4 separate regions of the Mus musculus genome follow, and regions 1, 2 and 4 are each linked to region 3. The links are chromatin loops, found by intact Hi-C in ENCODE. Cell type or tissue: left cerebral cortex. All regions are shown on one strand.

Region 1 (2,500 bases), 58 kb before region 3:
GGGTTGGGGGGGGGGTACAGACAGAGACAGACAGAGACAGAGACAAACAGAGACAGACTTGAGCCCAGAAATTTTAGACCATGCTGACAGCAGTGATACCCTCTCAATGATAACAAAACAAACAACACTTGGAACAATAAACATGACCTATCTGAGTCAGGAGTTCACAAGCAGTTGACTAGATAGTTCTGGCTTGAGATAAAAGTGGTTCCAAATACTGGGCGGTTCTTGAGTCAGATGAAAGACAGGCTGGAGGAGCCTCTTCCAAGGTAGGTCATTCATACCTTTTAGCAAGAGGCCTAATTCCTTCTTCTTTTTTTCTGAATCAGGAAGGCTTAGTTTATCACACATGGTTGGTTGGAGGCTTGCATTTACATAGACAGACATAGGATTCTGCCACCTAAGTATGGGAACTTTAGTTCAGATTGCCCAGGCACCCTTGTAAAAGCTGGTGTGGTTTCATGCATCTTTAATCCCAGCACTGGGAGCATAGACTAGTGAGTCCTTGGAGCTCAATGGCCAGCCAGCTTAGTGGAATCGCTGAGCATTCAGTGAGAGACCATGTCTCAAATCATAAGATGCAGCCGGGCGTGGTGGCACACGCCTTTAATCCCAGCACTCGGGAGGCAGAGGCAGGTGGATTTCTGAGTTCGAGGCCAGCCTAGTCTACAAAGTGAGTTCCAGGACAGCCAGGGCTACACAGAGAAACCCTGTCTCGAAACCCCACCCCTAACCCACCCCCACCCCACCCCCAAAAAATCCTTGTTCTGTATGTGAATGGAAAAGTTGTGTTTGTCTTTCTGAGATTTGCTTATTTCTTTTGACATAGTGATTTCCAGTTTTGTCCATTTTCCTATAGAGGAAGATATTTGATGACACCCTGTTGTTGCCCCGTGTCATGGAGATTCAGCAGCTTTGGATCCGCAGGAACAGTCCTATCACATGCTCCAGCAGTTCATAAATGTGGTAGATACTGGGGTGAGTCATCTCAAAACCCTAGATCTGGGCTTGGTGGTAGCTGGGTTGGCCCACCCACCACCAGGGGGAGCCCTTCTGCACCGCCCCAGCTAGATCTCTCAATGCAGCAACTGTCAAAGGTCAGAGCCAGCTCTCCTGCTCTCATACTACTCTCATACTCTGGGCTGGCTCACCCAAGCCCCTGTCTCCAGGGTCAGCTCTACTGTACTGGCCAGGCAAGGTACAGGGCCCGCTCTCCCAAGTGCTGCAGCTGCTTAAAGGCAGGGCCAGTTCTCAAGCCTCACGCCCTTAGGCCACGCCCATACCACCAGGGCCAGCTCTACTGTGCTGCCCACGCTAGGTGCATGGCCTTCTCTTCAAAATGCTGCAGCCAGCAAGGGGGTGGATTAGTGCTGTGAGGTGCCTCCCCAGGAGCAGCTGCAGCACCTCCTCTCCAGCCTCAGCCAGTGGCCACCTTGAAGAACCACTGCAGGAACTGCCATGGTGGCTGCACCACCTCTCTAGCTTCCCAGAGTGACTTCATGGGAATGGTGCCTCAGGCAAAGTTGCCTGCTGCCCTGGCAGTCTTTCTGTTCTCACCCATGGGCTCGATGTAGGAAAGGGGGGGGGGGGGGGGGGGAGACGGACACAAAACACCACCATCAACAAAAATAACACCAGTCTCTGTGCAGGAAAACTCACCAAGCCCGAGCTCCTCGAGCTGAAGACTTGAAATCCCACCGATCCCTACGCTGGAAATCTTTGCCCTGGAAAACTTTGCCCCCTGAGAATTTCTATGCCTACTGCTTGATTCGCAGCTGCTTCTCCCTGGAGCAGAGGCAGACTCTCTCCAGGACTTTTCCCTCCCAATAAATGTATGTGAGGTTTGCTGTGCTGTGTGACGTTGTAGAGCTGCAACACCTTCCCTGGAGCAAAGCTGAGCAGAAGTCTTACACTTTTGCTGGGGAAACCCTTCCTTCCCCAGGGGAGCAGAGCTGCCACGCTTCCTTCCGTAAGGGATGCGGTTCTCAGCAGCGCTGCGCAGTTTTCAGTTGGTTATCTCCAAAGCCACCTCTCTTCATAGTGGGAAACGGGAGAGAAAGAGCAGCAGAAAGTTGTGGCAAACTGTGGCAAAACTGAGTTGTGCAGAGGCTTTTTAATTCCATGGAAACCACTCGCTAAAGTTCTTGATATTCTTCCCTGCACCAGTGGAGCCTTGTTCAGAAGGTCCCTGCCTCTGCCTGTATCTTGACCTGTTCCTCCTCCCTCCCCACAACCTTGTTAGCTTCAAAGTTTCAAGCTTTACTCAAGATCTTTGATCCATTTTGACTTGACTTTTATACCGGGTGAGAAATAAAGACGTAGTTCCCTGTGTCTACAGTCGGACTCCAGTGTCTACAGGCAGACTCCAGTTTCCTCACTAGCTGTTTTGAAGAGACTATTTCTTCTCCAATATGTTTGCTGGCTTTGTTGTTGTCTGTTTTTGGTTTGGGGGCATCTTTTTTTAAAAGAGAAAAGATAACTACAGCTGTGTGGGCTTATT
Region 2 (2,500 bases), 71 kb before region 3:
GAGCTTTAGAAAAGATTACTCAGCAGGTCTGCAACATTATAAAGATTTTGATAGGTCAATAACATTTCCAAACGGCATTCCAAAATTTATTCAACGAATTACAAAGCTTAAGTGCCCCGAGTGTCTGACGAGTTACAGCTGGGGTAAGGCTCTAACTGCTGCCTTTTCTACCCCTATTCTACTCCTAGTCTATTCTTTCTACTGCTACGCTCCCCTAGTCCTCTTTCCTTTTTCCACTCATTCACCTGAAGGCCAACCTGCCTAACTTCCAAGGATGCTTGCTGGGACTGCTTTCGACTTGGTTAAAGCCCATTTCAAAAGGCAACCGAAGCCCTCACTTTGTCACCCTATGCTGGGGTTCTAGAAACAACAACCCCAGCTCCGGCACGGGCCAAGGCAGCTCACCTTGGCTTTCCTTCGCCTGCCCGGAGCGCCGTCCAAAGCGCACCTGCATCTTTAACAAAGCTGATCCCGCGAGTCCAGAGCAGGTGATACTACTTCCAAGCTGAAGTCAGCTACTGAGCGATAACTAAACCATTTGGTTGTTTAGCAACCACGCCGGAAGTGACGTCAGTCTCCAATCCAGGAACCAGGAAGGAGCCCTGTCCGCGGCTGAACCGAGGCCCGAAGCCCGGGTGTGCGCGTGCGCAGTGCAGAGCAGTGGGCGAGCCGGCGCTAGCAGTTCACCGGCTGCGTAAGGCACGAGAACCAACCGGCCGACGCTGGTGCTGATGCTGGCGGCCCGCTGCGACCCAGGCCTGGGTCAGTGAGGAGCCCTCGGTCCCGCTCGGCCGCTGCCGCTTTTCTCACTCGCTGCGCTAGTTTGGAACCGGCCGGTGTGCGAGTCGAGGCCCAGGCTGGGTGCGAGCTTCTACTCTGCGCCCCGCTGGCTGAGGTGAAGGACAGCCCTTTGACCACCGAGCCACAAGGATTAAAGGACAGAAAAGGTGTTTTTAAATGATTTGATTTATGAGGCATAGTCAGGACTATATGAGACCCTGTCAGTTGTTACGTAGGACTATTAAAACTTGAATGTTGTCCCCAGAACATTCGCGTTGATACCTTTAACATACATTAAACTGCTTGGTAAATAACTTGTAATTAGTGTACTTCGGGAACCAGTCAGTCTCTAATGACACAAAAAGTGGACTGGCACTTGATCTCAGCAGAGGCTCTCCTGACATATCGCTGTACAGCTGATTTCATTACTAAATTAAAGGAAGTGCGACTTTCAATAATGAACGTTCTAATGCATAGTTGTGCTATCTCTCCTCAGGTTTTCTATCAGAGATGTTCCACTGTAATAATGCTGGTAAGTATGGAAGGATTAATAAAAATTTCTGGAGACGGAACTTTTGTGTACTTGTGCTAAGCGAGTTGAAAGCTCCGCAGGGCTGGAAAGGTCAGGGATTGAACTGTCTTTGTAGGCCAACAGCCGCTTGCATAGTTTGTGAGGGAGCACGACGCCTAGCGAGAGATCGGTGAATTACACAGTGCTAGCTGCATCCCCAGCAAATTGTACCTTTCTCTTCCTAAGGCCCTCTTCCCACAAGATAACGCAGAGTGAGCAGGAAGTTCCTTCACGGGACAGAAACTCTGAGCTGAGGGACCTCACCACAAGGGACAACACAGGTGCCCTTTAACCTGTTCACTCTAGAGTTATCCTTGAAGCAACTGGGGCAGAGTATATAACTTAGAAGGCAGAAGCTGTGTAGACCACGTCTCTCAGTGAAAATTATCAGGAGTTTTACCAAATTAGTTACAAGTATTGAACCTCATAAAATATCTCAGTAACGTTCTCATATGGTCTTATATTTCAAATAGGGTCTCATATTTGACTTGAAACTCCCGATTGCAAGTGCCTTTTCCATACAAGTTGGTCTAGAACTAGTTTTTTTTTTTTGGGGGGGGGGTTGGGTTTTTTTTTTGTTGTTGTTGTTTTTTTTTTTTTTTTTTTTTTGTCTCGAAGCTCTTTTGCACCCTAATTGGAAACAGAATTTAAATGACTATTGAGATATTTTAAAAACAAAATCAGAAACAAACAAACAAAAACCCACAAATGACAATTAAACCACTCATTAAGATCTGGCCACTGTCCATAAACCATTTTATGCGTGCTATACTTAGTTATGTGTATGTTTGTATATGTGTTTGTGTGAGAGTAAGTGCACATGATTGAAGGTGCCCAAAGAGACTAGGGCTGTCAGACCCCCCTGGAGCTTCAGTTACAAGTAGTGATAAGCCACCAAAACTTGGATCTTCTACAAAAACAGTCAATGTTCTTAACTGCTCAGCTGCCTCTCCAGCCCCTTATTTATTTACTTCTTTGGGGTGTATGTGTGTGTGTACTCGAATGTAACAGCCATGGCATCTAGAGACATTAAGTCCCCTGGAGCTAAAATTGTCCCACCTGACTTGGGTTCTGAGAAGAGCAACATGGGCTCTTACCCAGTGAGCCATCTCTCCAGCCCTGAGAATACTGTTTTGATTTTGTTAATAA
Region 3 (2,500 bases):
CTGTCTATCCATGCAGGCAAAACACCCGTACATAAACTTAAATCTTTAAAAAAGGAAAATTTAGCATTTATGTCTCACAGTAAGTAGAAACTTGAAAATTTTTTTATTGAATGTAATTAATCTAAAGTTAAAACTACCTGAGGATAATACTAGTAAATTCTTTTTTCTTTGGCCAAAATGGCATGTATAGTTAACCTATAAATGCATTTCTTCTTCTTCTTCTTCTTCTTCTTCTTCTTCTTCTTCTTCTTCTTCTTCAAATTTTAGAGTTTATCTGTTTGGGAACTTCCAAAATGCTCTGAGATTATGAAGTTATTTTGTGAAAGTAATTTTTATATTCCAGGAACACTGAAGGAAAAAGATGATGTCATAAGGAAATTGCACCTCTAAAACGTTAAAATTGTTATGTAAAAAGTGGCAGTCCTGACTTAAGTGTGAAGTCTCTCAAACTATTCTAAATGTACTTCTTTCCTAGCAAGAGACTTTTTTGTTTTGGTTTGGTTTTTGGTTTTTAGAGACAGGGTTTCTCTGTGCAGTCTTGGCTGTCCTGGAACTCACTTTGTAGACCAGGCTGGCCTCGAACTCAGAAATCCGCCTGCCTCTGCCTCCCAAGTGCTGGGAGCAAGAGACTTTTAAAAAGATTTGTTTGTAATCCCAGCACTAGGGTGGCTGGAGGCAGAAGCATAGTTTGGGATCAGCTTGGGTTACTCATTGAGTCAGACTCCAACATCAAAACAAGCAAAGATAGACAGCAGCAGCAAGAGGGGGAGCAGTAAGAGCCTGGTGATGTAGGTGAAGTCCCAGCACTTTGTACTGAAGCAGGAGTTCGAATCATTGGCCAGTTTGTGCTTCAGAGAGCTAGCCTGTCGGAAACCAAGCAACTGTATGGTTTTTTAATTTTTTTCCAAAACCACAACACCATGCAAGTCAAATACATTGCAAAAGGCCAAGCGTGCTGGCGCACCCCTTTAATAATGCCAGCACTCCCGGAAGAGGTAGGCGAGTGTCTCAGCAGAGGCAGGAGGAGTTTGAGGGTCAGCCTGGTCTACAGAGCAGCGCGAGTTCCTGGATAGCCAGGACTACGCACGGAAACGCTGTCTCAAAAAAAAAAAAAGGAAAAAAGAGACAAAGGGGGAAAAAAAGAAAAACCAAGCGCTACAGAAGAAAGAAGGGAAGGCTCGAACATACTGCCCAGAAACACATTAAAAACAAAGATCTCCACAAAAACACTTCCTGTCAGCCCCTAACATTCTGCTGAGCAATTTAACAATTTCTCGGGCGGGAGGGCGGGACTCCTCCTCCGAGGATTGTGGGAGGCTGCGGTAACGGCGCGTGCGTGGAAAGCAGAGCCGGGCCACTGCGTCCGCGGCCACGCCCACCTGTCCGCAAGGGCTGCCGGGAAAGCCCCCATCTTTAAGCGCGTTTGGCTGGCCCGCCGGCGCTCGGAAGTCCAGGCGCTTCTGTCGTTGTTCTTGAAGCTGTGGTGACCGTGGGATCCGAATCTTTGAGGTGAGCTTCTTGGAAACTGAGGAGAAGGTACGAAGGGCTGTGCTATGCGCAGGCCTCACCTTCCTCTCCGCGCCGCCGCGTGGGCCGCGCGGCCCGTGGCCGTGTGCTGGACCGCGGCCCGAGGGGGCGCGGGCCTCGGCGAGGCCACGGAGCGGGCCCCGGCCAGAGATGCGGGCGCCTGGGGCTTTCCACGTGGCAGGGATCCCGGCGGGCCGGTGTGGGAGGATGCGGCTCTCGCGGGGCCTTTAGGCAGAGGCTCGCCGCATCCTCACGGCGTCCTTTCGGTTTGTTCCTTGCACCCCTTTCCTGACTGGCCAGAGGCGGATGTTTCGGACCATTTAAGTCTTTAGGGTGGTCGGTGCGGGTTAAACGCGACAGGGTTCTGTGGGGACTGACTGGAGGCCGAAGAAGTGGGGGCCGCTATTGGGTTCCCAGCGTCGCTATCTTTTTTTTTTTTTTTTTTTCCTTCAAAGAACTGCCATTGCCATTCTGTCTTCAGTGTGAAACAGTCCCTAAATTGGGTAGGCCGCAGAAGTCTTGCAGGGGCTAACTAGGTCGTTATTGACCTGTGTCTCTGTAGTAATGAGAAGTGAGATTGTTGGTAGTGGGAGACAAACCAGCGCCTGTAACAGTAAATTCTGAAGTGGGACGTGTACTTCGTAGATTTCCCATTACAGGACCAGTGTATCGCCAGCAGTCTCCAGCATTTTGAGCAATGTCTCAAGAAATATACCAACAGTAACTCATAACTATATTCAGCTGCTGCAGATAAACTCTTCAAGAGCTGGTATACTTCCGTACAATATGGTAGGGTGGTTTAGTAAGGCGCTGAAAGCCAGTAAGACAGAAGATCCGGTTTGTGATTTCTAGCAAACCAGTATCACAGTCCCTCTTTATTCTAGGATTGTTGTCAGACCGTGAAACAGGAAAGTGGCTATAGAGTTAACCAGTGTAGTAGTGTTTTAGGCACATCCTTACCTTCCAGCGTCCC
Region 4 (2,500 bases), 95 kb after region 3:
GGGTTTAAATATTCCCAAAATTTTTGTTAGACTCAGTCTTAAAGAATTTTCAAGTTTATGGATTATCCTCTACCTACTGGAGGTATGGTCCCTGAGATAGAGCTGAATATTCAGTAGTAGTTTTTTTTTTAAAAATTAAAAAAGTATTTATTTTACATGTATGGGTATTTGTATGCATGCATGTTATGTGCACCACATACATGCCTGGTCCTGGCAGAGGTTAGAAGAAGGCGTTGTAACCCCTGGAACTGGATTTGATGGTTATGAATCACTGTGTGGGTATTGGGAACCAAACTTAGGTCTTCTGCAAGAGCTGTCACTGCTTTTACCCACTGGACTATCTATCCAGCCCCGCCCCCTTAAATACATTAATTTTTTTTTTATGCAGACATTTTTGAGGTAGGATCTCGCTGTATAGCCCTGCTTGGTCTGGAACTTACAGTGTGGACCGGCCTTGAACTTGGCTTAATCCTCCTGCTTCTGCCTGCCAAATACTGCCATTATAGGCTGATCATAGTGGCAAGGTAATGAAACCTTAAAATCTTAGTGTTAGTGTATGGTGAAAATATCTAACAAAATTTAGTATGTCGGTATCATTTAGAAAATATTTGTTTTCTTAACGACTTGAAGATTTTGTAGCATCAGTTCAGTACTGCGTGGTAGCAAGCCCCAACCGCATCGCAGTGATACGGGTTAAACCCATCCTCAGCCTCCTTTGACTATTTCTTCAAACAGCTAGCAAAAACATTTTCTAAAATTTGATTTAGTTTAAGAATTACATGCCTTAATATGAACTAGGACAGAGTATTTGTGGCTTGGTGCTTTCCCTTTGTGTGAACCCACTTGTTTTTATTTGCTTTTAGAAATTTTGCTTTTAGAAAAGTAGTCTTTACTCCTACACATCTGTGCTGGGTTTTTGTATATTCTTTCTGGTTTTCTGAACAAGGGTACAGTATATTTATACAGTGATGAAAATGGACATAATGGAAATTGTTTTCCTTTCATTTAATGGAATTCGATCAATTTATTTTGGGGAAAGTATACTTAGGGCCACCTCATCATATAATTTATTTGGCTCATATATTTAAAACCACAATAAGGTTCATACTGAACTGTTATGTCACCCTCTTGTGGCCAACATTATACATTACAGCCAGTCATTTTCTATTTTGGTAAAATGAATTTGAACTGAGTAATTTGTAGACGTTGATGCTGGTGCTAGTCATTAATATTGTTTGTTTTCTTGACACATACATTATATCCCAGAAAATCCCAACCCCAAAAGTGGCATTATTCCTGGAAGTTATAGCTTTGAATCAGTTTTATCTGCTGTAGCGGACTTTAGGGCTCCCATTTTTGAACCTGGAGGCTCTATGCAACAAGGCATGTACACTCCCAAAGGTATGTCTCTATACAGAAATGTATTCTTGCCTGTAGTTTCACAAAGAAAATACTTTGTTTTTGTTCTTTGTACATTTATTTATTAGTGTGTGTGTGTAGGTGCGGGTGTGGGTGAAGCCAGAGGTCACCCTGGATCTGCCTTCGTTCCTCGGGTGTCATCACCTTGTCCTTTGCAGCAGGGTCTCTCCCTGAAACTGGAGCTTACTCAATAGGCTAACTGTGGCCAGACAGCCCCAGGGATTTGCCTGTCCACACCTCCTCAGCTCTGGAATTATATGTACAGGCCACCATGCCTTTCTTTTTTATGTGGCTCTTGGGTGGAACTTCGGTCCTTGTACTTTAAAACCAAGTCCTTCCCTGACTTTCCCCCTTTAATAGTTATCTTGTATTAATCCAGTTTTGGCATTCTTCTGCCAAATTTCTTTTCTTTCTTTCTTTCTTTTTTTTTTTTTTTTTTTTTTTGCTTTTTTCGAGACAGGGTTTCTCTGTATAGCCCTGGCTGTCATGGAACGCACTCTGTAGACCAGGCTGGCCTTGAACTCAGAAATCCGCCTGCCTTTGCCTCCCAAGTGCTAGGATTAAAGGCGTGCGCCACCATCGCCTGGCTTCTGCCAAATTTCTTATAAATTTATGTTTTTCTTAGTATTAATTCTATTTAGCAAGTAGATGCTGGTCTATGAGTTCAAGGCCAGCCCAGTCTAGCTAGTTCCAGGACAGTCAGGGCCATGTAATTAAGATAACTTGTCTCAAACAACAACAACAGAAAGTATTTATGTTACACTATGGCCTTCTTAAATTACTAAATTACAAAAACAACTTTAGAAACTCTAATTCATTTCTGTAAGTGACCACTAACCATAAATGAATCATAAATTTTAAAACAATATTATCTTTCTTAATTCAGTTAGAAAGTTCCCTCCCTCCCTCCCTCCCTCCCTCCCTCCCTCCAACCCTTCTTTCTTGCCTCCCTCCCTCCTCTCTTCCCTTCTTCCCTCCTCTCTGTCTTTGTCACTCTCTTTCTCATTTATTCATTCATTGTATTGTTTTTTCAAAGACAAGATCTTACTATGTAACCTTGGCTGTCCTGAAACTTGTGTCT

What was found. A loop is a pair of places that touch in the nucleus more often than their neighbours do. Peaks named below come from ENCODE experiments on the same cell type or tissue, not always from the same donor. Only the 100,000 strongest peaks of a DNase experiment are listed, where the experiment ranks them.
Region 1: a loop joins it to region 3, with 2.3 times the contacts of the local background. A loop is called at or near these places in 11 of 42 quality-filtered maps.
Region 2: a loop joins it to region 3, with 2.4 times the contacts of the local background. A loop is called at or near these places in 11 of 42 quality-filtered maps.
Region 4: a loop joins it to region 3, with 2.2 times the contacts of the local background. A loop is called at or near these places in 6 of 42 quality-filtered maps.

Annotation. Positions count from the first base shown.
Region 1 is chr2:69,801,970-69,804,469 of GRCm38, forward strand. It overlaps Gm39841 (a long non-coding RNA gene), which reads left to right and starts at 169. Exons shown (of 3, transcript XR_866401.3): 1 at 169-269; 2 at 860-978; 3 at 1,650-2,500. In left cerebral cortex, a CTCF peak has its summit at 1,045 (motif pointing right); a DNase peak (open chromatin) is centred at 1,046.
Region 2 is chr2:69,789,010-69,791,509 of GRCm38, forward strand. Ccdc173 (coiled-coil domain containing 173) reads right to left here and starts at 477. Exons shown (of 9, transcript NM_001077684.1): 1 at 406-477. The coding sequence starts at 454. Phospho2 (phosphatase, orphan 2) reads left to right here and starts at 728. Exons shown (of 4, transcript NM_028521.2): 1 at 728-947; 2 at 1,277-1,312. In left cerebral cortex, a CTCF peak has its summit at 1,476; DNase peaks (open chromatin) are centred at 600 and 1,458; H3K4me3 peaks cover 1,782 bases; H3K27ac peaks cover 1,131 bases.
Region 3 is chr2:69,860,204-69,862,703 of GRCm38, forward strand. Ssb (Sjogren syndrome antigen B) reads left to right here and starts at 1,359. Exons shown (of 12, transcript NM_001110145.1): 1 at 1,359-1,509. In left cerebral cortex, no CTCF peak of the experiment used is centred here; DNase peaks (open chromatin) are centred at 993, 1,369, 1,757, 2,158 and 1 more place; H3K4me3 peaks cover 1,790 bases; H3K27ac peaks cover 1,366 bases.
Region 4 is chr2:69,954,706-69,957,205 of GRCm38, forward strand. It overlaps Ubr3 (ubiquitin protein ligase E3 component n-recognin 3), which reads left to right. Exons shown (of 39, transcript NM_177783.6): 18 at 1,260-1,401. Among named protein-coding and RNA genes, the nearest start is that of Ubr3, 59 kb to the left of the region's middle. In left cerebral cortex, a CTCF peak has its summit at 1,137 (motif pointing left); a DNase peak (open chromatin) is centred at 1,204.